Linked DNA regions of Homo sapiens: regions 2 and 3 are each linked to region 1. Evidence: read pairs that join two places in POLR2A ChIA-PET (ENCODE). Cell type or tissue: OCI-LY7. All regions are shown on one strand. Links, peaks and the distances in the headings refer to the core of each region. The heading gives the core; the rest is flanking DNA. Region 1 overlaps SLC8A1 (solute carrier family 8 member A1). Region 2 overlaps SLC8A1 (solute carrier family 8 member A1). Region 3 overlaps SLC8A1 (solute carrier family 8 member A1).

Region 1 (7,757 bases), core at 1,307-6,306:
AGAGGAGTGGAAGGATTTGAGAGATATTTAGGAAGAAACACATCAACAGGCTCTAGTAATGAATTGAGTATGTTACTGAGAAACCCCAAAGGGCAGAAATCATGTTGGGAAAACAAAGATACAGAGTATATGGAAATATACAATTTAAGTCCTATAATAGAGGCATGGATTCATTGCAGTAGGGGTACAAAGTAAGAAGCAAGTGTGTGCTTTACATAGGATAAAATATTGCTGCTGCAGCTTTTCAGGTAGGCTTCATTAAAAATCAACATCTCATCAAAAATATGCATTCTGGTTTTAAATATCTTTTACCCAGAGTTTAACTTAAAAAAAAAAAAAAAACAGATACATAATGAGTAACGGCTGTGCAAGAGTCTGTGGTAGGGCTGCTCTTGAAATGGAAAAGAAAGAGAATGTTTCTTTAGTGCCCACTGGCATGTGCCAGAAGTTTTAAGTGTTTAATTTATTTAATCATCCCAAAAACCTTACAAGGTCATGTTACTATCCCCATTTTAGAGGTAAGTAAAATGAGGCTCAAAATTGATTGAAGTTCCACGAAGACAGAAACCATTTTTATTTTGCCCCTCCACTCTATTCCTAATGCCCAGCACACTGTCCAGCATATGCTAGGCACTCCGTAAATAAAGGTTAAAACAGCTCCCAAGAGGTAGAGCCAAGTGCCAACCTTGCTTATCTAAATTTGGGATCATCATGCTACCATTTGTTTTTTTAATATATTGGATAGCAAGTACATTTAAGTTAAAGCTTTTTAAAAATAGAATTAGGCATAGTTTATATATTTATATGTGGTTAGGCTAACAGGTATTTATATAAGAGCCCTTTATCTGTGACAGGTGGTTATCCTCTACCTTATTGAATAACAAGAACAGTTAACACTTCCTGAGAATGTACTGTGTGCCAGCCTGTTCTAAGCACTTTGCTTGTATTATTTATGCCTCATTCTCAGCAACCCTACAGGATAGATACTATGATTTCTCTCACTTTAGACACTGGGAAACTGAGGTACACAGAGCTGAGGCATACAGAGGTTGAGTCACTTGCCCAAGGTCACATAGCTGTAAAGGCAACAAACCCAAGGAACCTAATTTTAGAATCTGCATCACACTCTCAACCCCTATGAGACAGAGCCCACTACTCCATGAGACTCTAGTTCTTACAAAGATCTCTCTAGCATTAGGGCAAGGTCTGCCCTCTTGCCATTGGTCCAGCACCCTCTGCTGGGGCCACACAGTGTTGTGGTTTATCAGGGCACCTCCTTGTAAATCTAGAAAATCATTCAAGGATAAATTGTGAGTCAGACATTTGGAGAGTCAGAATAAAATGAGCACAAAAAGAGCCTGTAGATCTCGTGTGGATCTCATTCCATGAAAAGAGCAAACTTACCCTGAGTCTTTAAATGTCCACTAGCAGGAAGCTATCATTTGTCTATGGTGACATCAGATAGAGTAGAGAAAAGAGGTGAAGAAAGGGACTTAGTAAGTTGAAGATTTCCCAACAGCAGAAACCATGGCATTCGGGTGTTAACAGTGAATTCAAGAGACCCTTGTTCATGAATGGAGTTTAATGGCTAAGATACTCTCTAAGCACACTAGGCAATCAGTGCTTGCTAGGAGTTCACATAATGAACAGGATGGTTACAACCAGACATCCAGGCATTTGATGTGTGCCGGTTACTTCAAGTGTCAAATTACTTACAAGTTTTCAATTGTGATATGTAAGAGGGCTTATTGCTATGATTTGGAAGATCAGTTGGGCACATGTGGGTCTATATATGAACACTTCACTTCTTCCAATACTTTAAAATTGTTATGCACATTAGTAGAGCTCCTGAAGGAGCCTTTTTTTTTTTTTGTTTTGGAATAGTCTTAATATTACTGTAAACACTTGAGAACATGTTCAGTATCTGGCCATTTCATACAAAGGGACCTCATCTGGTGCCCCATCAAGACAATCTGAAGTGCAATCAAGAACTCATTATGAGGTGGTCTAATCTGTAGGGTACCTCACTGCCTATAAACTAAGAGCAGCACGATGCTTCTCTACTGAATGATGTCATCTGCAGTCACTGGGAACACACGGAGGTAGACCAAATGCCCTATATGGTAAGTGGCCACACGTATCGGGTAGGAAGGATTGCCTCTGCCCAAATTCTAATATAAATGAGAAATAAATTCATTTACAAGAGAATATTATGCACTGAAATGCATAATTTTTCAATAATAATTATGCTAGATAGTCAGATGTTTATATCTTTTCTTTCCTTTTTTTTTTTTTTTTTTTTTTTTTTTTTTGGAGACAGAGTCTTGCTCTGTTTCCCAGGCAGGAGTGCAGTGGCACAATCTGCCTGCAACCTCTGCCTCCGGGTTCAAGTGATTCTCCTGACTCAACCTCCTGAGTAGCTGGGATTACAGGCATGCACCACCATGCCCTGCTAATCTCTGTATTTTTAGTAGAGATGGGGTTTCACCATGTTGGCCAGGCTGGTCTCGAACTCCTGGACTCAAGTAATCCACTTGCCTCAGCCTCCCATAGTGCTGGGATTACAGTAATGAGCCACTGCGCCTGGCCTACATCTTCTTATAATGACTAAGTTTGGAAGTAAGAGAAAAAATTGAAAGCCATTCTGTCTAATAGGTACTGGAAAATGGAAAAAGAAAAAAAGAAAAAAAAACTTAGATAGATAGATTCCAGGGACACAAAACCAGTGTTAGCATAAATAATGACAGCCCAGATTTATTTGTACTTAAAAAGGTATACAGGTAAATAATCTCAATTTAAAGTAGGAATAACACTTGCAAGACAAATTACCAACTACCAAAATAAAGAAAGGAAGAAAGAATGCATCATTGTGCTACTATTTTTTAATATATAGGGTAGCAAATTCAAAATATTTTAAAATGCTACACCACTTACCATTTAATCATTAATAATACACTATGTTAATAAAAATGATATATCTTCATGTGACAATTACAGTTGCAAATCAATACAGAGGTGTTGTCTTGGTGACTCAAATATCACAAAATGTTGTTGCCTTGGGTGGGTATAATATTCCAAAATTGGGAATAAATTTTGGTAAGTTTATAAACCAAATAAAGTATAATCTTTCCTCAATTTACATCATAGTTGCATCCCTCAAACATTTAGTACAAATTAAAACATTGTAAAAACTACATCTTTTTGTACAAGTTAAATTCTGTGTTCTCATAATTATAAACTGAACTTGTACTTCTGTGGATTTCTTGGGAATGCTCAGAGTGACCTAGAACTCAAAGAAATTTTTTGTTATTTGAGACTACCCCATGCAATACAGTTTATCTAGCCCCTTAGTTCTGACTAAATGTCCTTTCTGTTCCTCCTCAGTCCCTAGTATGACCATAACATGTCCCCATAAATATCCATAATCATTTCCCCACCACCCCTAGAAGGTACTGCTTTCATTCAGGACTACAGCTTACAACTCTTTTGTATCAAATTTGTACATCTGATCTAGAGGAATGAAAAAGGTTTTACTACTGAAGGTTGGTATTAGATGAGTCTTATAATCATTTTTCACCATATAAGTTAAGCTCAGAGATAAGATTCATTCAACATGCTTTATTTTTTTAATTTAAAGTTAAAGCTCATTGACAAAAGACTAAGAAACAACTGATAATAAAAAGTGCCTCCTCTCCCTTTTTCTGAAGTGGTTTCTAAAAGAACCACTGCAGGGATGATGATGATGATGATGATGATAGCACTAACATTTACTTAAACAGTTATTTTGTGTCACTACTAAACTATGTGCTGTAAATGCAAGAAAGCTACAAAACAGACCTCCAAACTCACTTGTGGAGCACTTGTGAAGATTAGAGATGATCAATGAGAAATAAACTGGCACATGGTAAATGATTAAAAACAAAAGCTATCATTATTATTAAATCCCAAGCTACCCTGAAGCAGTAACTCAAAAAACCGTGCCTTACCATTATGTCAGTTGTTCAGTAGTTATTTATTTATACCACAGACAATATGTTTCTTAAAATATGCATGCAAATAAGCCCATCAGAGCAAAAGACTTCCTTTAAATTTGCCCCTTTGTGGCAGGTAATAATGACATCGCCTCGCTTGGATGATTAATAACCAGTTGTTATGAGGACTGTGCCTACTGACGCAAATACAGCATTGTATTTGGGCCCTGAGTTATAACATTCATTTCTTTAAGGCTGATTGACTCTGAACAGTCACATTATTTGCTTGTTGAGTTTACGCAAGACGTTTTTCCAAGGGAGGTTTATTTATTTATTTATTTAGTGGCATTTACATGTGTGCCTCTGACTTCGGGGAGAAAAAAATGAAAGCACAATGTAAGTAGTCTAAAAAAAGGGCTAATCAGAATAACCCTGGATGTTTTTTCACCATGTTACCTCTGTACTCATATCACTATAGCCAATTTTTAATTAAAAAGCTTTTATTTTCTTTCAATAGGATAGTAAAAATGTGCAACTGCCTGATAAGTATTTGCTCTTAGTATAGCACACTTTTCAGATATTTTTAAAGAAGTATCAGATAATTAAAACAAAACATATAAAAACATATCAGCTGATATTATTTTCTCAATGCTCAGTATATGAATTAACTGATGGGAATATAGAGAAACAAAACAATTTAGAAGAAAAATAGCTCTTAAGCCATCAAGTTTCAAACATTTCAAACTCACTGGAATTGTGCAATCACTACGAGTTTGTGTGTGTGTTTGTGTGTGTGTGTATGTTTAGGGTAATACACTTTATTGATTCATTAAAAATGTAAGTACAGTAAGCTGGAAAGTATGGCAAGTAAAACAAAAAAAAAACAATTAGAAGATTTCTATGAAAACTTTACAATCTAATAAAATTGAATCCTTTTTTTTTGTTGTTGTTCTCTCCCCAGGCAATTATTTTGCTCTGTTCACATGTCTTCACAAAATACTTTCAATTTTATTTTTCCACCCTCAGATAAACAGATTCCTTTTGTTCGGCAGATGAGAAACGTACCAGCTGTTAGTACTACTATATCCATCCATTTACTAATATTTAATGAGAAAAAATTTAACTCCATTTTCAGCCTTTCTTTCCCTCTGCTCATTAAAGAGAAGCCTGCCCTCCTGGAAAGCCCTTACTTGTCAGCCCAGTTCTTGAATTATTTTTAAACAGAAAGTTAGGAGAAAATAATACAGTGATGAGGATAAGAAAGTGAAAGTGCTGCAATTTTTTTTTCTTTTAATTTTTTTTCTTGAGAAATGACAGGGAACAGCTTTGGAGTGTGTGCAGGTAACAGATGGAAGACAAAAAGAGGGATTTTAAGATTTGTTGCTGGGGCACATGTCTCTCTAATCAAGAAATCAAGTAAAGAACTGAGTTATTTTATGGTATTATTGTATTGCATGGCATGTATTCTTTCAACCCTGATGCCTCTCTGGGACTGGCCCACACTGGCCATGTTCTCCATGAGTTATTTATGGTACTTTACCATTTTTAGAGTGTATATAAATGCTTTACCTTATTTGAACCTCTGAAAACCACAGGGTAGGCAGGAAAGATATTATACCCACATTTTACATATGACTAAACCAAAAAAAAAAATGAAAGCGGGACAAGAATTCAGACTTTCTACCATAGAATTTGGTGGTCCTTCTATCAGCTATACATTGACATATCATATTTTTATACTTAATTTATTGTGCATTTGCTTCAGGGCTATATCTTTACACATCCAAACATCTAAATAACCTGTAGAAAATAAAATCAGTGATTTATGTGTTTACAATTATCCGAATATTTGGTATTCATATATAACAGAGAAATAATTAACTGCCCATTTCACTTTTCACCTAACAATCTATACCTTCTGTACTCTTAGAAGTAACAGCACTGCTCAAGAATCACTACGGTTGGGGGCAAGGTGAGGGGCTCTGAATCCCATTTGGAAGCTTTCTTCAGAAATATTGCTTCTTGTGCAGAAGTCATGGGTCAGGTTTTCTGTTTGGTTGATGACCTGTCTATACCTACATTTACACACACAAACATGTCATTCATTTGCATTTAACTTGTCAGTCTAAAACTTGCTTATTTGGCCAGGTGCAGTAGCGAGCACCTATAATCTAAGCACTTTGGGAAACTGAAGTAGGAGGATTGCTTGAGGCCAGGAGTTCAAGACCAAACTGGGCAATACGGTAAGATCTCACCTCTACAAAAAATTAAATATATATATGCATGATGGTGCATGCCTGTAGTCCCAGCCACTAGGGAGGCTGAGGCAGGACTGATTAAGCCCAGGAGTTCAAAGCTTCAATGAGCTATAATGGCACCACTGCACTCTAACCTGTGTGACAAAATAAGACCCTGTCTGAAAAAAAAAAATCATTTTTAAGATTAAGAATAAAAAAATTTGGATCCAGAGAACTAGGACTTCATTCTTCTTCTGTACATTATGAGCTACCTGAAAACTGGTGATGAATATGCTTCCTTTATCTCTACATTCTCTATTTGTAAAATGGGGATAATAAGAGCACCCACCTCATAAGGGCACTGTCAAATGGGCTAATACACATGAGTACTTAGAACAACATATAGTATGCACTCAACAATGTTAACTTTTTAACATTATTAAGTTTTATTATGTTACAGTTGCTAGTGCTTGCTAAAATAGTGCTGACACATGGTAGTCACAAAATAAGTGTTATTGTGGTATATGTTAAATGAATCTCAGTTTTGCCAATGTGTGATCTTGGAAGAAGTTACTTCACCAGAAAAATAAGAATATAAAACCCACAATAATGACAGCTGCCTGACAAGGCTATCGTGAGGAACAAATGGAATAATATGTCAGAAATGCTTTATAAATTATAAGGTGTGAAATAAATGCTAATTACCATGTTTGTTCTCTAACTTTATCCTCACAAATAGGCTGTTCTGTAGATGCAATTATCCTCATTTTATAGAGGAGGCAACAGGCTTAAAGAGGATTATATAACTCGCTCAAGGTCATTTAGATGGTTTGGAGGAAAACACAGATCAAAAATTTGGTCTTTTTCTGGCCCTTTAACTCCAGTACCTTCTTTACTATCTCTGTTCCATACAGAGATATGATCTCCCTACAATGTTATTTCTGAGTATTCTTATGCTTTTTTTTTTCACAAATGCCATTTGAAAATGTTGATGAAAATATACTTTACATTTTATGGATATTTTGCCATCGCCAAGAAATTTAAAAAAGAGAATGTGGCAGCAATCCCATGGCAGCAACTAACAAGTTGAATCAATCCAACATCCTCTGAACAGGATTTCATCTTTAGTTTTAGGTTCGGTATATTAAAAGCAAGCATCTTAAAATTCCACCTGAGATTAACCTTCAGCATCTGATTTTTAAAGTTTTGAGGGTGTGGTTGTCAAAAAAATGAATTACTGAGGTTCTGGGTGATTTCATAGGGATTTTTCATAAAAACCAAAGAGTCATAAGATCTTCCTAGAGAGGCCAGCCCCCAACCTGCCAGTGTGCTGATCCCCAAAGACAAGCTGTCACTTTGCAAAGGATTCATACTAACTCTTGCTTAATCAGGCAGATGGCATCCTTGTTCTGCCTCCTAGTCTCTGCTTCCATTTGTCTCCTAGACATCAAATACTGAGTCTATAGTTCAGAATCTTCTTCTGCCTGTGTTCCCTAGTCAACCTGGAATTCCCTGACACTGACTGACTGACACCTTTACATCCATTGTG
Region 2 (7,757 bases), core at 1,148-6,147, 100 kb before region 1:
CACTATATCCAAGAGCGTATCAGATCACTCAAAGCACATTTTATCAACACTCCCCCTGTGACAATCTAGTCTTTACTGGAGTTAATTAAAGCAATTAATTCCCTTCCCTTTCAAAGCAGTGTGATTACATAAATAGATAATTTCCCAATCCAAACCCATAAAGCAAGTGATTTCTCTGCATGTTCCTCAGTGTGCAAAGCACCTAACTGAACCAAATTGTCCTTTTTCTAAATTTGACCTTCATGAAATTCTCCAGTAACTTTTTCTGCTCTGTCTTCCTATCTGGTTGGATGGCAGAACCACATCTCCACATGGACACAGGACTGCAAGATTAATAAAGCATTTCCCGCAGCAAAGATAGATAATGCCTAAACTGTAATCACAACGACAGGAGTAGAGTGAGGAGGAAAGGAGAATGGCGGGTGCCTGCTCTGACAGGCACTACAGTTCCCTTCAACAATATACCAGCGTGGGTGATGCTGACAATAATTAAGCAAACAGAATGCCAAACAATTGTAAGAAAAGCTGTCAAACATTTTGTGTTATTATCCCCTGCACAGGCCTGTAATTTATCATCACAGAAAAAGCACATAAAGAAAAATCTCTAAACAGTGACATTTTGTTCAAATTACAACCCTTGGCTTCCCTGACTGCCTACAGACTGACATCTCCAAGGTCGGATGTAGTGCTCAGCAATTTGTTCCTTCATTAAGTGAGCATGTCTCTGGGATGGGTTCTAGCCACTGTGAGTGCTGGCATGCCAAGAGCAAGAACAAAGTACTTCCCAACGTGTGGGAAGCCACTTACCTTCAGACGTCAAAATGAAAGAAAGTAACTGACATTCGTATTTCCTTCTCAGATTGGTCCTAAAGCTTGAAATATGATCTCCTGCACCAAGGCTCCTACCTGTCATTTCTTCCTCCCTCTCCACCCAAAACCCTGCTTGGGGTTCTGGACTTGGCTAAAGTGTAAGGGCTTTGATCTTGTTGGTATAAACTCAGTCTTTACTGGCCGGGCACTGGTGGCTCACACCTGCAATCCCAGCATTTTGGGAGGCTGAAGACAGTGGATCACTTGAAGCCAGGAGTTTGAGACCAGCCTGGCCAACATGGTGAAACCCCCGTCTCTACTAAAAATACAAAAATTAGCCAGGTGTGGCGGCAGGCACCTGTAACCCTAGCTACATGAAAGGATGACGCAGGAGAATCACTTGAACCCTGGAGGCAGAGGTTGCAGTGAGGCAACATTGCGCCACTGCACACCAGCCTGGGCAACAGAGTGAGACTCCATCTCAAAAAAACAAAAAACAAACAAAAAACAACAAAAAACCCAATCTTCCTGATGATATCCCCCAATGGTTGTAATTGAACCAGAAAGAAAATAAAAAAAAAAAAAGGAAATACTTTTCTCATCCAGTTTCTTTAGAGTTTAGCACAGTTCTATAGATTAATTACTATAAATTGTGAGACATAAAGAGACCTCAGAGATGCTGAGCCAGTGAGACAGGTGTGAGGGTGTGAGGTGTTACTATTAGTACTTTGGAGAAAGTCCATAGGCAGTCTCCAACGTAGATTTCTGGATGGCTCAGAGTTGAAATGGACCCTAGAGGTAATAGAATCAATCTTTTCAAGTAATGAGAGAAATTCTGTCTGTGATATTCCTAGCTGATGTTCTGAGCTGGACCACTTCCAAGGATGGAGATAATAGAAGCCTTCCATTACAAATACTTGGCTGCTGAAAGACCTAAACATTTGAGTCTTCACTGTTTTCAACAGCTCCTTCCACACCTGTCCAACATAGAGATCCACTTAACAGAAGTCCTACCCTCTAGATATTGCCTTATTTGAAAAGGTAATATCTTTTAATCCCATTTCTTTCTATCCCATTGCCAGAGCTCTTTCCCATTGCTTTCTTCACTTTCTTCACAATCTTTTTTCTTTTTTAATTTTTAAAAATAGGGTCTCATTCTGTGCCCAGGCTGGAGCACAGTGATGCAACCAAGCTCACCACAACCTTGAGCTCTTGGGCTCGAATAATCCTCTGGCCTCAGCTAGGACTACAAGCATGTGCCACCATGCCCTGCTAACCCCATCTCAATCTTTATACCCATAAGAGAACCTTTTCTTAGAAGCCTCTTTTCTTAGGGTTTGGAGGTTGATTTACTATTGCCAATATAGCAAATCTTTATTTTCCTTAGGTTTATTTTGATTTTTTAAAACAATAGTCTTTTTACTCAAACTTTGGCAAAGAGTTTGGGCTAGTATACCAAGTAAATAAGCTTTAATTTTCTCTTGGCCATGTATCTTCTATTAGTTTCTGCATAAGACCCTCAGTGCTTCCATGTTTACTGCTCGCTGCACAGGCACCTCTCACTAGATGGCACTTAGGATATTTTTCAACCATCTTTCTGACCAAAATTGTATGTGTTCTATGTCTCATCCCTAAGAAAGTTGATAGTGAACTCAATTGGCTGATTACAAGTACAGTGTGAACAACTTATACCTGAACACTTTAAATATATTGCAACCTAACAAACACATTTACATATCAACAATGACTCATTTCCTTAGTCCAAGAAAGTGAACACAGGCTTGATTCTCTCTCCCAACACCCTCCCCTCCTTTTTTCTCTCTCTTTCATTCCTTATAATAGACAAATGTGAATTATCTTCACAACCTGTTCATTTAACTCTGTCAAGCTATTCCTCAAGGACAAACCACAAAAGGGAACCAGGGAAGGGCTGTTCAGAGCTCACTGAAAATCCAGATCAGCTACAGAGGTCCTTAGCCCATAGAAGATAGGTCTGTGGTCTCAACTTGGAATATAAATAACAGCTTCTTTACCAACCTCACCAAATCGACTTTTAATACCTTTTTTTCCCATAGGCTTCCAACCTACTCTGATTGACTTAGGCTGATCAGAAACAAAACTTTAACAGTAACGTCTAAAATAAGTGAACTTTGTTTTATAAGTCTTCCTTCTTGCCAAAGCTGATGACTAAATAAGTTCAAAGACATTTAAATTAATGTCAGTTATACCCACAGTCACTGGAGGAGAGGTAATAGGAATTCAAGCTTCCAGTAAAGAAAAAGAGGAAATGAGAAAGAAAAAGAGGTGTCTTTCAACTCTAGTTGTGATATAGTCTGCTGAATTATTGACCTTTCCTTTCAAAGATAAGAAAATGTGTATGTGGTTTTTTTTTTTTTTAATTTAGACTTCCTACGTGTAACTAAAATCTCTAAAACAAGGTGGCTTATTTTACATATCTGAAGAAAGTGAGGCATGCAATTTTCCCTTCCTCATAGTCCGACCTAAGAGTGTGTGGCAAACTTTGTAGAATTCTAAGTTTCCTTCAAGAACTTTTCATCTTATTTCCATCCACAAATTAAAAGGGATGGAATTACTCAATGTAGCCATAGCTAGGAATACAGTTTAGTGAAGAACAGGAAGGGAGAGAGACAGAAGGACTCCTACAGTTTTTCTTTACAATCTAAATATGTTAAATGCATGATGGAAGCAATGGAGCCAGGTCAAAATGGCACTTGCTGTGTTGTGAAAAATCCTGACTATGAGAATCTTCTGTAGTAGAAAGGCAGGTCATTCTATCACACCAACTGGAAGGCCAGTCTGGGGCGTGCTTGCTGGATGTGTGGAGATCAATTACCCACAAGTCCCTGTGGAGTCTCTTCCATAAGAAACTGGGGAAGCCCAGGCCATCAGTATTCTGCACACACACTAACAGCTTGTGCTTGCAGAGGCAATCATTTTTCAGCTCTTTTCAGATTCTCTTTCTTGGTTATTTTTCCATCTTGGCTAAAAGGGTTTCTCTTTTGTACCAAGCAGGGGCACCAATCTAACAGAATTTATTAGAAACTGCTCGATTGGGATTTTGCTGGAGTTCTACTGAGGTTGAAAATCTCAAACAATATGTGATGAAAATTTTAGGCTGTTTTGGGTGACTTCAATCCCAAGGTCTTTCTTGGCTGATTTGAGTTCCTTCTTTCAGAGATTTAGGCAATGTTAGTTTCAGATGGGAGGTCTGGTAGATCCTAAAAATGAGGTAGCTCTATGTCAGCCATTCAGTGGAGAAAGAGCCCATGCTACTCTGTATGACAAAATACTATGCCTTTATTTGCATACAGGTGTGAATGAATTATTTAAAGAGAAAAATGTGCGAGTGGGTACTGCGTAAGTGCCACAGTCGTTGCACTGTGCTTTTCAGTAAGTGTGAACATTTTCCTTCGCATGTCTTTTTAAGAGAAAGAGAAAATGATGATGGGAAGGATTTTGGGTAAGACAAGATTACTTTTCTACTATTCTTATCAAAATTTACTATTTTGTCTTCCTTTGTGTAGTACCTGTGTAATATTTGCTCCACAATTGTAAGCTCCTTGAAGACATGAAATGTGTCTTTTCACTTTTTTTTTTTTTTTGAGACAGAATCTCACTCTGTGGCCAGGCCGGAGTGCAGTGGTGTGATCTTGGCTCACTGCAGCCACTGCCTCCTGGGTTCAAGCAATTCTCCTGTCTCAGCCTCCTTAGTAGCTGGGACTACAGGCACGCGCCATCACGCCCAGCTAATTTTTGTGTTTTTAGTAGAGACGGGGTTTCACCATGTTGGCCAGGATGGTCTCGATCTCCTGACCTTGTGATCCGCCCACCTCAGCCTCCCAAAGTGCTGGGATTACAGGCATGAGCCACCGCACCCGGCCCTCTCTTCACTATTATATTGCCAATATTTATGATAGCTTTTGGTTTACTGCAAGAAACAATGAGTAAGTAGTTTGTCTCTTTAAACCAATGCTTTCCATTCTTCTCCAGGTGAGAGGTTGGTATAGATTTTTATGAGGCTTTATCATAACTAAACCCAGTGGTGGACTGAATAAGATCAGCTGGTAAATATAGTCTTTGATCCACTGGAAAATCCAGCAATATCTAACTTAAACAACAAATGAGCGAAATTCTAACATTTCTAGTATATTTGATCTATTGGTTTGTAAACCATCTTGAAGCCATGATATAGAAACACTAACTCTGTATTTTTATAAAAATAAAACATAAGGGTATGCATTTATTCATTCAAGAAACATTTCTTGAGTCCCTAATTGCACTAGGAACTGTTCTTGATTCATGATAGAATGTGACAGACAGGTTGTTCATGGAGATTTTGCTCGAGTAATGCATATATGGTTGGAACTGGTGGGCACGGAGTCCAAAATAGCAATTCTAGGCCAGCTTGCCCTAAACAAATGATACAGATATTATATGAGAGAGTTGCTAAAATTTGGATCATATTTAGCTCTCCTCCCACCTCTTTCAAACACTTACTAAGTTTAGGGAGAAATGTGGGAACATAGGATGAAGTGGCCACAGAGGTACCCAAGAATCAGTACAGTAACAATGTCCTTAGCAAATGGCCCTCCCGTAATTCCTAAGAAGGTAAAATATTTTAGCATTGAAATAACTTCATGACATGGCTATGCCAACTCTAAAATGGTTTCATCATGTAAACAGTCCTTCAGCGAATGACTTACATTTTGAAAAACCTACAGAGCAGAGTGAAAAGCATGGGCTGAGCAGTCAGCTGATGAGGATGACTGAAGCCATGCTCCACCATTTGCTGGTTGATTCAAGAGGAAGTCACTTAACCTTTCCAAGCCTCAGCTTCACCTGCAGAATGGCAATAATAATGGCCAACTTGTAGAGTTGTTGTGAATACAAAAATAATGCAGTGCATTTTTAGCATGATACATAACATATAATAGCAACACAGTGCTAGCTGTAATTCAATTGGAAAAAACTACTTTAAAGTTCATATGGAACCAAAAAAGAGCCCACATTGCCAAGTCAACCCCAAGCCAAAAGAACAAAGCTGGAGGCATCACGCTACATGACTTCAAACTATGCTACAAGGCTACAGCAACCAAAACAGCATGGTACTGGTACCAAAACAGAGATATAGACCAATGGAACAGAACAGAGCCCTCAGAAATAATGCCACAGATCTACAACCATCTGATCTTTGACAAACCTGACAAAAACAAGAAAAGGGGAAAGGACTCCCTGTTTCATAAATGGTGCTAGCCATTTATGGAAAACTGGCTAGCCATATGTAGAAAGCTGAAACTGGATCCCTTCCTGACACCTTATACAAAAATTAATTCAAGATGGATTAAAGACCTAAAACCATAAAAACCCTAGGAGAAAACCTAGGCAATACCATTCAGGACATAGGCATGGGCAAGGACTTCATGTCTAAAACACAAAAAGCAATGATAACAAAAGCCAAAATTGACAAATGGGATCTAATTAAACTAAAGAGCTTGTGCACAGCAAAAGAAACTACCATCAGAGTGAACAGGCAACCTACAGAATGGCAGAAAATTTTCACAACCTACTCATCTGACAAAGGGCTAATATCCAGAATCTACAATGAACTCAAACAAATTTACAAGAAAAAAACAAACAACCCCATCAAAAAGTAGGTGAAGGACATCAACAGACACTTCTTGCAAGAAGACATTTATGCAGCCAGAAGACACATGAAAAAATGCTCATCATCACTGGCCATCAGAGAAATGCAAATCAAAACCACAATGAGATACCATCTCACACCAGTTAGAATGGCAATCATTAAAAAGTCAGGAAACAACAGGTGCTGGAGAGGATGTGGAGAAATAGGAACACTTTTACACTGTTGGTGGGACTGTAAACTAGTTCAACCATTGTGGAAGTCAGTGTGGCCATTCCTCAGGGATCTAGAACTAGAAATACCATTTGACCCAGCCATCCCGTTACTGGGTATATACCCAAAGGATTATAAATCATGCTGCTATAAAGACACATGCACACGTATGTTTATTGCGGCACTATTCACAATAGCAAAGACTTGGAACCAACCCAAATGTCCAACAATGATAGACTGGATTAAGAAGATGTGGCACATATACACCATGGAATACTATGCAGCCATAAAAAATGATGAGTTCATGTCCTTTGTAGGGACACGGATGAAGCTGGAAACCATCATTCTCAGCAAACTATCACAAGGACAAAAAACCAAACACCGCGTGTTCTCACTCATAGGTGGGAATTGAACAATGAGAACACACGGACACAGGAAGGGGAACATCACACTCTGAGGACTGTTGTGGGGTGGGGTGAGGGAGAGGGATAGCATTAGGAGATATACCTAATGTTAAATGACGAGTTAATGGGTGCAGCACACCAACATGGCACATGTATACATATGTAACAAACCTGCACGTTGTGCACATGTACCCTAAAACTTAAAGTATAAAAAAAAAATAGAGCACACATGTCATTAATGACCATTAATTATAGCAACACCCAGAGGACAGCAGTACTGTATCATTTTGCAGGTAAGAAAACTGAGGCTTAGAGGGTGTTTATGAGCACAGGGGAAGATACACTTCACCTTTCTCTTGAAGTTATTATGTTGCCATGACTTGCTTTGGCTAATGAAATGTAAATGACAGAGGAATGTGTTGCTTCTTGGTGAAAATCTTCAAGTCATCTTCTCTTCACTGTGCCACAATGAATTATGTTTCAGAAGGCGGATTGTCCAGGATCCTGTATCCTGAATTAAGGACAATGTAGAGTAGACGATGGGCATGCAGCATGAGTAAGAAATAGATCTTTATTATTTTAGGTCACTGCAATGTTTACAGTTGTCCATTACAGCAGGATAACATAGCTTATTCTAACTTTCCAAAGATGAGAAACTATTAAGATCT
Region 3 (7,757 bases), core at 1,654-6,653, 210 kb before region 1:
CCTATGGAGAGTGTTTGTGTGTGGTGGAGGGTGGCTATGGTTTCTCTTCCTTCCACTTCTTTGGGTTAGGCTGCAATGTTTCCCCTACTGAAAACAGCATACAAAGGCTCCCGACTGGGGATGAAAAGTCCCCTCATGCCTCACACCTTGATTTGCAAGCAACAACTAAAACTGTATTCACATTGCAGCAGCCCATGCCAACAAAAGAGCTCTTGGACCCAGTGATGGCACATTGTTTGCAGAGCAGAGCTGCTGCCACCCCAGACAAAACTGCGTTAGAGACACGACTTCGGGCATACAAATAAGAGTGCTGAATCATTCTAGAGCCCTTCAATACGGTGTTTTCCTCAAGATTTTATAATACGCAATTTAAGAGAAGAACAGACCAATGAGCCAATATTCTTTTCAGAAACATCAGCTAAAGCATATCCAGAGGCCAGAAAATAATTGCTTTTTTTCTCCCACCCTCTCGTACTTCCACCTTTGTTTCTGGCCTGCCTTGTTCTGGAAGTGGAAACTGTAGCTACCTGATTCAACATTTTCTCCTGCTACTGCTGCATTTTTAGATCGACAGATATCCTAAATTTGCTTTGCTCACCTACTAGTATGTCCCTAGAATATCTCCCATAAATAGTTTATATCTGGAACTTACTCTGTCTTTCTTCTTAGTCATGTCCTCCGCTTTTCCTCTTAGGATCATCATTATCAGCTACATAACAGTGAAATTTTACTAAGAATACTTAAGAACACTGAGAGAAAATGTCATTTTATATTTGCATGTCCAATTTGCAAATACACAGATAAATATATCTTATGTGTACAAATATGTGAAAGTTCACATCTCCATGTCAAGTGATATGAAGTTTGACATAGAGAAAACAAATGTCTCAAACTCCTTTTGAAACATGGCGTGTGTATGGTGCGTGTGTGTGTGTGTGTGTATGTATTTATATAGATTGTTTTCTAGATCAGACACAGTATGATGATGTCTTTTAATCCAGTTATATACGGATTGGAAAACTTTAATTCACAAATAAATGTATTCATTCTTTATAAAACAAAGACTTAGCATTGCCAAGCGCTGTCTTAGTGCCAAGCACTGTCTTAGGTGTTAGAGAAATAGCGATGAACAGGGCAGATTTGCGGTTGTTGTTGTTTTTTTTTATTTAGATTCTTCCTACTTCTAAGAGGACTTGAGCAGATCTGTTCCTATTAATAGAGCATAAGATATTTTAAGACAAAAATAGGACAAAAAATGTCTGAAGCAGAAATAAAGGATGCTTTTAGTCACCTGAGTTGACTGAATTTTGAACACGTAGATTAAAAAAAGACTGTGCTTTCCAATGGCCAAAGCAATTTAGAAACCATTGAATTATATAGTTATGATCTTCCAGTTGCAAGGTGACAAAAATTAATTTTCTAGGGAAAAAAGCTTCTCTTTAGGAATTTATCATGTTTTCTTTAAAGTTTAGTGAGTGGCATTGTGAGGTTTTATAAAAGATAAAGTACTAGTTTTCAAATGTCATACATTAAAGATAAAAATTAAAATTACAGATAAGTTAAACTCCAATGAGGGCAGTTTTAAAAGAGGCTCTGATAAGAACTTTAAGATTTACTTTGTGATATCCAATTCTCATCAAGGATGAATGGCTATTGAATTCACTTAATGTGACCATTAAACAGTGTATTTTAAGCACCAAATGTCTTAAGTGACATATTGTGAAGTCAGTGTAATTACACACTTTAACATGTATTCTAAGGTAGGTATTGCATCTTGATTAAAGTTAGAGTCCTAAATTTCTTTCTTTTTATTAATAAAAAGGAAATTCTTTATTGGGGGCATGACATGCACAGAAAGTATGTATTTCTTGAAAGGTACTTGAATCTTTTGTATCACTCTCTTACATAAATTCTGGTGCAGCAAACAACCTTCCAATATATAGTTGTTTATGTGCAATGAATACAGGTTAGAAAAACCTCCAACATAGTAAAACAACAGATAAATAGAGTTAATGTGAGGCAGAAGAACAGGCGTGAGACTTGTAGTTTGGATACTACCTCTGCAGTTTTTTGTTTTGAGACACAGTCTTGCTCCGTTGCCCAGGCTGGAGTGCAGTGGCATGATTTCGGCTCACTGCAGCCTCTGCCTTCCAGGTTCAAGTGATTCTTGTGCTTCAGCCTCCCTAGCGGCTGGGATTTCAGGTGTGCACCACTACGCCTAGCTAATTTTTTTTTTTTTTTTGTATTTTTAGTAGAGACAGAGTTTCGCCGTGTAGACCAGGCTGGTCTCAAACTCCTGGCCTCAAGTGATCCACCAGCCTCAGCCTCCCAAAGTGCTGGGATTACAAGTGTGAGCCACTGCACCTGACCTCCTCTGCAGTTTTGAATAAGATGGGTCTACCAAGAAAAGCAGGGTGGCAGCTTGGGTGGGACACTCAGCAAGACCTGGATGTGTAATAATTACACAGAAGCCAGGCATGGTGGTGCCTGCCTGTAGTCCCAGCTACTCAGGAGGGTGACACTGGAGGATCACTTGAGCCCAGGAGTTCAAGGGTACAGTGAGCTATGACATGCCACTATGATGTGCCACTGCAGTCCAGCCTGGGCAATGGAGGAGACCCCATCTTTTTTAAAAAAATAGAAGAGAGACTATAACTGAGATTTCAAATTTCCAAATTCAATTTTGTCAGTACATTTCAAACCGAGAAAATGTCCTAAATGTAATGAACTAGCTTACATTTTAAAAAAATATCACTTACAAGGATGGATTGGATAATTTAAAGATACCTGTGAAGTAAAATTAGTAGTAATTTGTGTGATAATTTAGAACTCTAAATTTCAAATAGCAGTTACACGGAAAGCAAGTTGGCATTTTATTTATGAGAATGAAGGGTCTTTAAGAGACCCTTTAGTATTTCCATGTCCTAAAGACAACTCACAAGGTCATCTCTTCTAATGCTATTAACTCACAGGGGAGGTTAGAGGTCTTGTCCAGAGCCCCATAACTAATTGGTGGCTGCACCAGAATTCATTGAACTCAAGTATCTAGAGAAGCCAAAGATTCCAACAAATAAAGAATTTAAACACTTTATTTGTCATCCATGTTATATGTACTCTGTATCACAGAGAATGGGAATCTTTTAACTCTACACTGAAACAAGGAATAAGAGCTAAGTTGGATGGCAGCAGTGTTGCTCATATCTCCTGTTGGTTTCAAATAACTACTATTTGACCTTTGTTCCTACCTTTTTCAAGCATGCCAGTGATTCCAAGCCTGAAACAACCTACCTACCTAGATAACTAATAATATCACAGAGAAAGAGCAGGAGCTTGGAGAAAAGGCTGGGCATTGATTCCATTTTGTTTCATAAGACCTGACACAATTTCTAGCTCCAGATATAAATACAATTCCTACACCACAAAAACATTCCTTATGATGGGATTTAGTCTGGACTTTCTAGGAAATCCAGTAACTGATCCTGCCTACTTTCTAGGACTGATTCTATTCTTCCTGGTCCTTCTGCACTTCTGTCCCAGGCTTGCACACTCATTTCCAAACCCTTACCTTCCCCATGTGTAACTGAGATTAAAAGACTTGTTAACTTCATCCCTTTTGTCCTGAATTAACTCATCTGAAATGTGAGCACTTGAAACCTAAACTAAAGTTGTAGGAGGAACACCTAGGATTGAGCTGAAAGCCTACTGGAATTAGACTCACGATGATGGGGTTTCATATTCCAGCTAATCACTTGCTAGTTGTGTGACCCTACACAAGTTACGTAACCACTCTGGGCCTCAGGATCCATAGTTGTTAACTTTGGGAAAAATGACATAGCTCAGAATATAGGTGAAGAACAGAAATAATGCCTACAAAGTACCAGCCATGTCATAGAAGCCAAATGGTAACATTAAACAAAAAGTGGGCCACAATTTTTAATTTATTTTTATTTATTCTTTTTTTTTTTTTTTTTTTTTTGAGACGGAGTCTTGCTCTGTCACCCAGGCTGGAGTGCAGTGTTGAGATCTCGGCTCACTGCAAGCTCTGCCTCCCGGGTTCATGGCATTCTCCCGCCTCAGCTTCCCGAGTAGCTGGGATTACAGGCACCTGCCACCATGCCCGGCTAATTTTTTTTCTTTTCTTTTTTTTTTTTTTTTGTATTTTTAGTAGAGATGGGGTTTCACCGTGTTAGCCAGGATGGTCTCGATCTTCTGACCTCATGATCCGCCTGCCTCAGACTCCCAAAGTATTGGGATTACAGGTGTGAGCCACTGCGCCCAGCCAAAGTGGGCCACAATTTCACACTCATATGTCTTTGACAAAGTTTTCTTTTTTGTTTTTGGAGTTAGGGTCTTACTCTGTAGCCTAGGCAGTCTAGTGGTGCAATCACAGCTCACTGCAGCCTTGAACTCCTGGGCTCAGGTGATCCTACTGCCTCAGCCTCCTGAGTAGCTGAGACTACAGGCATGCACTATCACACCCGGCTAATTTTTTATTTTTTTGTAGAGATGGGGTTTCACTATGTTGCATAGGCTGGTTTTGAACTCCTTGGCTCAAGTGAGAAACTTTCTTAGGACAGTTCTACCTACTTTTGCTCATGAGACTAGCATCCTTCTTCATGAACCTCAGTCAACATATGATTTTAGACAAAGGAAAATTATGAATGTTGATATCACATAAGAAAAAGGGCAAAATGAGAAATCCCATTGGTAACACCCTCCTCCTTTTTTTGGTTGTCTTCTAGACACACTGAGGCTATGTCAAATCTGACACAGCAGAATTATTATTATTATTATTATTTTTTGAGATGGAGTCTCGCTCTGTCACCCAGGCTGGAGTGCAGTGGTAAGATCTCTGCTCACTGCAAGCTCTGCCTCCCGGGTTCACGCCATTCTCCTGCCTCAGCCTTCCTAGTAGCTGGGACTACAGGCACCCGCCACCACGCCTGGCTAATTTTTTGTATTTTAAGTAGAGAGGTGGTTTCACCGTGTTAGCCAGGATGGTCTCCATCTCCTGACCTCGTGATCCACCTGCCTCGGCCTCCCAAAGTGCTGGGATTACAGGCATGAGCCACCGTGCCTGGCCCTAGCAGAATTTTTAACTGCTTAAATTGGATTTTCAGATGACCTAAGGCTACCACAAGGATTAAGTAATGACAATTTCCCCATAGTAATGATGTTCAATAACAGACGAGATGCTGAAAAGTCTCCTGCTTAGACCAGATTTCACGGCAATCCCTTGAAACTCATTTGAGGTACCATTTTTATTAAGACTTTTAGAGTAGATTAGCCTTCAGGCTGATAGTCAAGTGAATTATTGTCCAGGGGACCACTGAGTTGACAGTATTTTATATTAAATAATTGAGGATATTAATCCACAAAGCATGCATGGATGGACTGATGACAGAAGCGTCCTTTAAACTGAACTAGTATCCATATTGGACTGGTGGGCTAAGGTGACATGCCCTCTACTTATTTATTTAGCTGGAACTGGGTCACTTTAATTTGCTGTGAAATGTAGTGAGTGTGGACAGGTCAGCAGCATGCACCAGCTGGGCCTCATGTAGAATGTCTTCCCTTGTACTGTAGAAGATTCCACTGGCATTCCCGAGATCCAATTATGTAACAGGAAGATAGGCACTTCTGAATCATCATCTCACTTGGCTTTCTTTGAGGCTAAACTTCAACTCTCCTCTAATCCCCTTCCTTCTAGAAGAACAGAAGTGAAGTGTATGCTGCTATTGTGCTGAATATTTAGTTTAGGCAAGCCAGAGGATGGGCAAGATATGCTTTTCCATTGTCAAAATCCAACGGGCCATGAAGCAAAATCCCCATCAGGGCTACTGTAGGACTATAATGGCCATCGACAGAGCTCCCATGTTTCAGTATTGGATGGTATCTTAGAGCTAGCCTAGTCCAACTCTCTCCTTTTCCTGATGATGAAACCAAAAATCAGAAGTGTTAAATTCTTTGCCAAGATTATACAGTTGGTAAGAGACAGAACCAAAACTGCTGGAGTTTTTTTTTTTTTGAGTCACTTTTGAGTATTCTTTCGTTATAAAGATGCCAATACATACTATGTCTGATATGCAAATGGATATGTCAAAAGTAAAACAATTTCAGGAAACTCTTTAATGCTGGATATTTAACATTAGGTAAAAGAAAGAGGGAGGAGTGTGTTGACTTCAAAGAATGTCACAAATTACTAGGCAGGATAAGCCTATGGGTGCACCTAGGAAAACAAATTCTTCCCTTTGTTCTTCAGGGAATTGACTGGCATCCTCCCCAAGGAACTTGTGCACTGGACTATAAGGAGACCTAACAAATATTAAGGAAAAAAAAAAAACATTTCTATTTCAAGCTGCGGCTCCAATATCCAAACAAATATCTACTATATAATGTGCATGTCTATGTATGCATGTTTTGTGTATCTTTGTCTTTGTATGTGTGTATGCCTCTGTGTACGTGCATACCTGATTTGTATGTGTGTGTCTGTGTTCGCACAATGCATGCATGTCTCTGCGTACCTGTGTATACGTGTGTTCTACATGTGTGTTCACTCAGGCCTCATGCACAGCAAGCAAGTGCACCCTTCATGCTGGAGAGACTGTTGGGCTGATTTGTTGCCTGGTACTGCCCCTTAACAGTTTTGCTTCTTGAGCAAGTAGTTACATTGTTTTTCCAAACCTCAGTGTTCTTATTTATAAAATGGTATGCATGATACCATGAAAGAAAGAAGTTAACCAGTGTGTTTTTAGTCCCATAGCTATTTTATTAATTAAATTGAATTAACTGCATTTGCACAAAATTTGATCATATTTTATTATAGGTTCTATAATAGAATTGCCTCCCAAACAACCAACTTTGGCGTTTCCATGTACAGATGGCCTTTGTGAAAATGCATACGGTTTAAATTAATTCTTATGGCAGCTCTATGAATAAAGCAGTTATCTCTACTTTACATATGAGCAAACTGAGATTCTGAGGTGTGAGCGAACTGAGATCTTGAGGTGTAGTAATCTTCCTGGAGTCATCCAGGGAGGTTTTGGAAGGCAGGGACACAAACCCACACCTGTCTCCAAAGCCAGCCTTGCAATCATTCTCTCCTTTGCCTCACCTCTGCCCAAAGCTGTTGTGAAGAACAATATGGTGGTTGTGGAACTGGCACTGGCATCCTGGTTCCCTTTATCCAGCTAATGTTTGCCCTCTTCTCTGACACACTTGTTTCCCTTGATACCTCAGCTGGCACACGATTTTTTAGAGTCGACTCACCATTCTGCCCTGGTAGAAGGAGAGAGATTTGGGAAAAACTCAAACTGGACAGGGAATGCTGGCTTCATGGAGAAGGGCATATGCTGGCACACTTTAACAGCACCTCGTGGTACTGGACTTGCCTTGCAAGTTTTGACAGCCATTGAACTGCAGAACCCACTGTTCCTAGTGTTCAACCCAGGAAGAAACAGAAGGAGAACTGCCAGGATGTAACTGCTTAATCGCTTCCTAATCTCTGGATTCTCATAAATCCTTTAACTCTTCAAATATGGAATTAAAAGAACTGGGTTGGCAGAATCATTATGGTCACAGGAGGCCCAAGTACTGAGCTATGAAATTCAGAAAAAGCAGAGGGACAAGAAGATTGCCACAGGGTTGACTTTGAAACCAGTTTGAATACAGTTACTGAGAAAGAAAAGCAAATCCCTATTTACAAAATTATTATTTTTGTTTAGCGAGATATATTGAGTTAATTTTGCACAGAAAAT

What was found. Peaks named below come from ENCODE experiments on the same cell type or tissue, not always from the same donor. Only the 100,000 strongest peaks of a DNase experiment are listed, where the experiment ranks them.
Region 2: POLR2A ChIA-PET joins it to region 1 with 6 read pairs; 2 of 35 experiments call an interaction of 5 or more read pairs at or near these places.
Region 3: POLR2A ChIA-PET joins it to region 1 with 7 read pairs; 2 of 35 experiments call an interaction of 5 or more read pairs at or near these places.

What each region holds. Positions count from the first base shown.
Region 1 is chr2:40,359,606-40,367,362 of GRCh38, forward strand. The region is part of intron 2 of SLC8A1 (solute carrier family 8 member A1); the gene reads right to left. Among named protein-coding and RNA genes, the nearest start is that of SLC8A1, 89 kb to the right of the region's middle. In OCI-LY7, for the core only: no CTCF peak of the experiment used is centred there; DNase peaks (open chromatin) are centred at 4,116 and 4,736; H3K4me3 peaks cover 3,093 bases; H3K27ac peaks cover 3,380 bases.
Region 2 is chr2:40,257,549-40,265,305 of GRCh38, forward strand. The region is part of intron 2 of SLC8A1 (solute carrier family 8 member A1); the gene reads right to left. Among named protein-coding and RNA genes, the nearest start is that of SLC8A1, 190 kb to the right of the region's middle. In OCI-LY7, for the core only: a CTCF peak has its summit at 2,323; no DNase peak of the experiment used is centred there.
Region 3 is chr2:40,150,346-40,158,102 of GRCh38, forward strand. All of the region lies in intron 9 of SLC8A1 (solute carrier family 8 member A1), which reads right to left. All of the region lies in intron 3 of SLC8A1-AS1 (SLC8A1 antisense RNA 1), which reads left to right. Among named protein-coding and RNA genes, the nearest start is that of SLC8A1-AS1, 240 kb to the left of the region's middle. In OCI-LY7, for the core only: no CTCF peak of the experiment used is centred there; no DNase peak of the experiment used is centred there.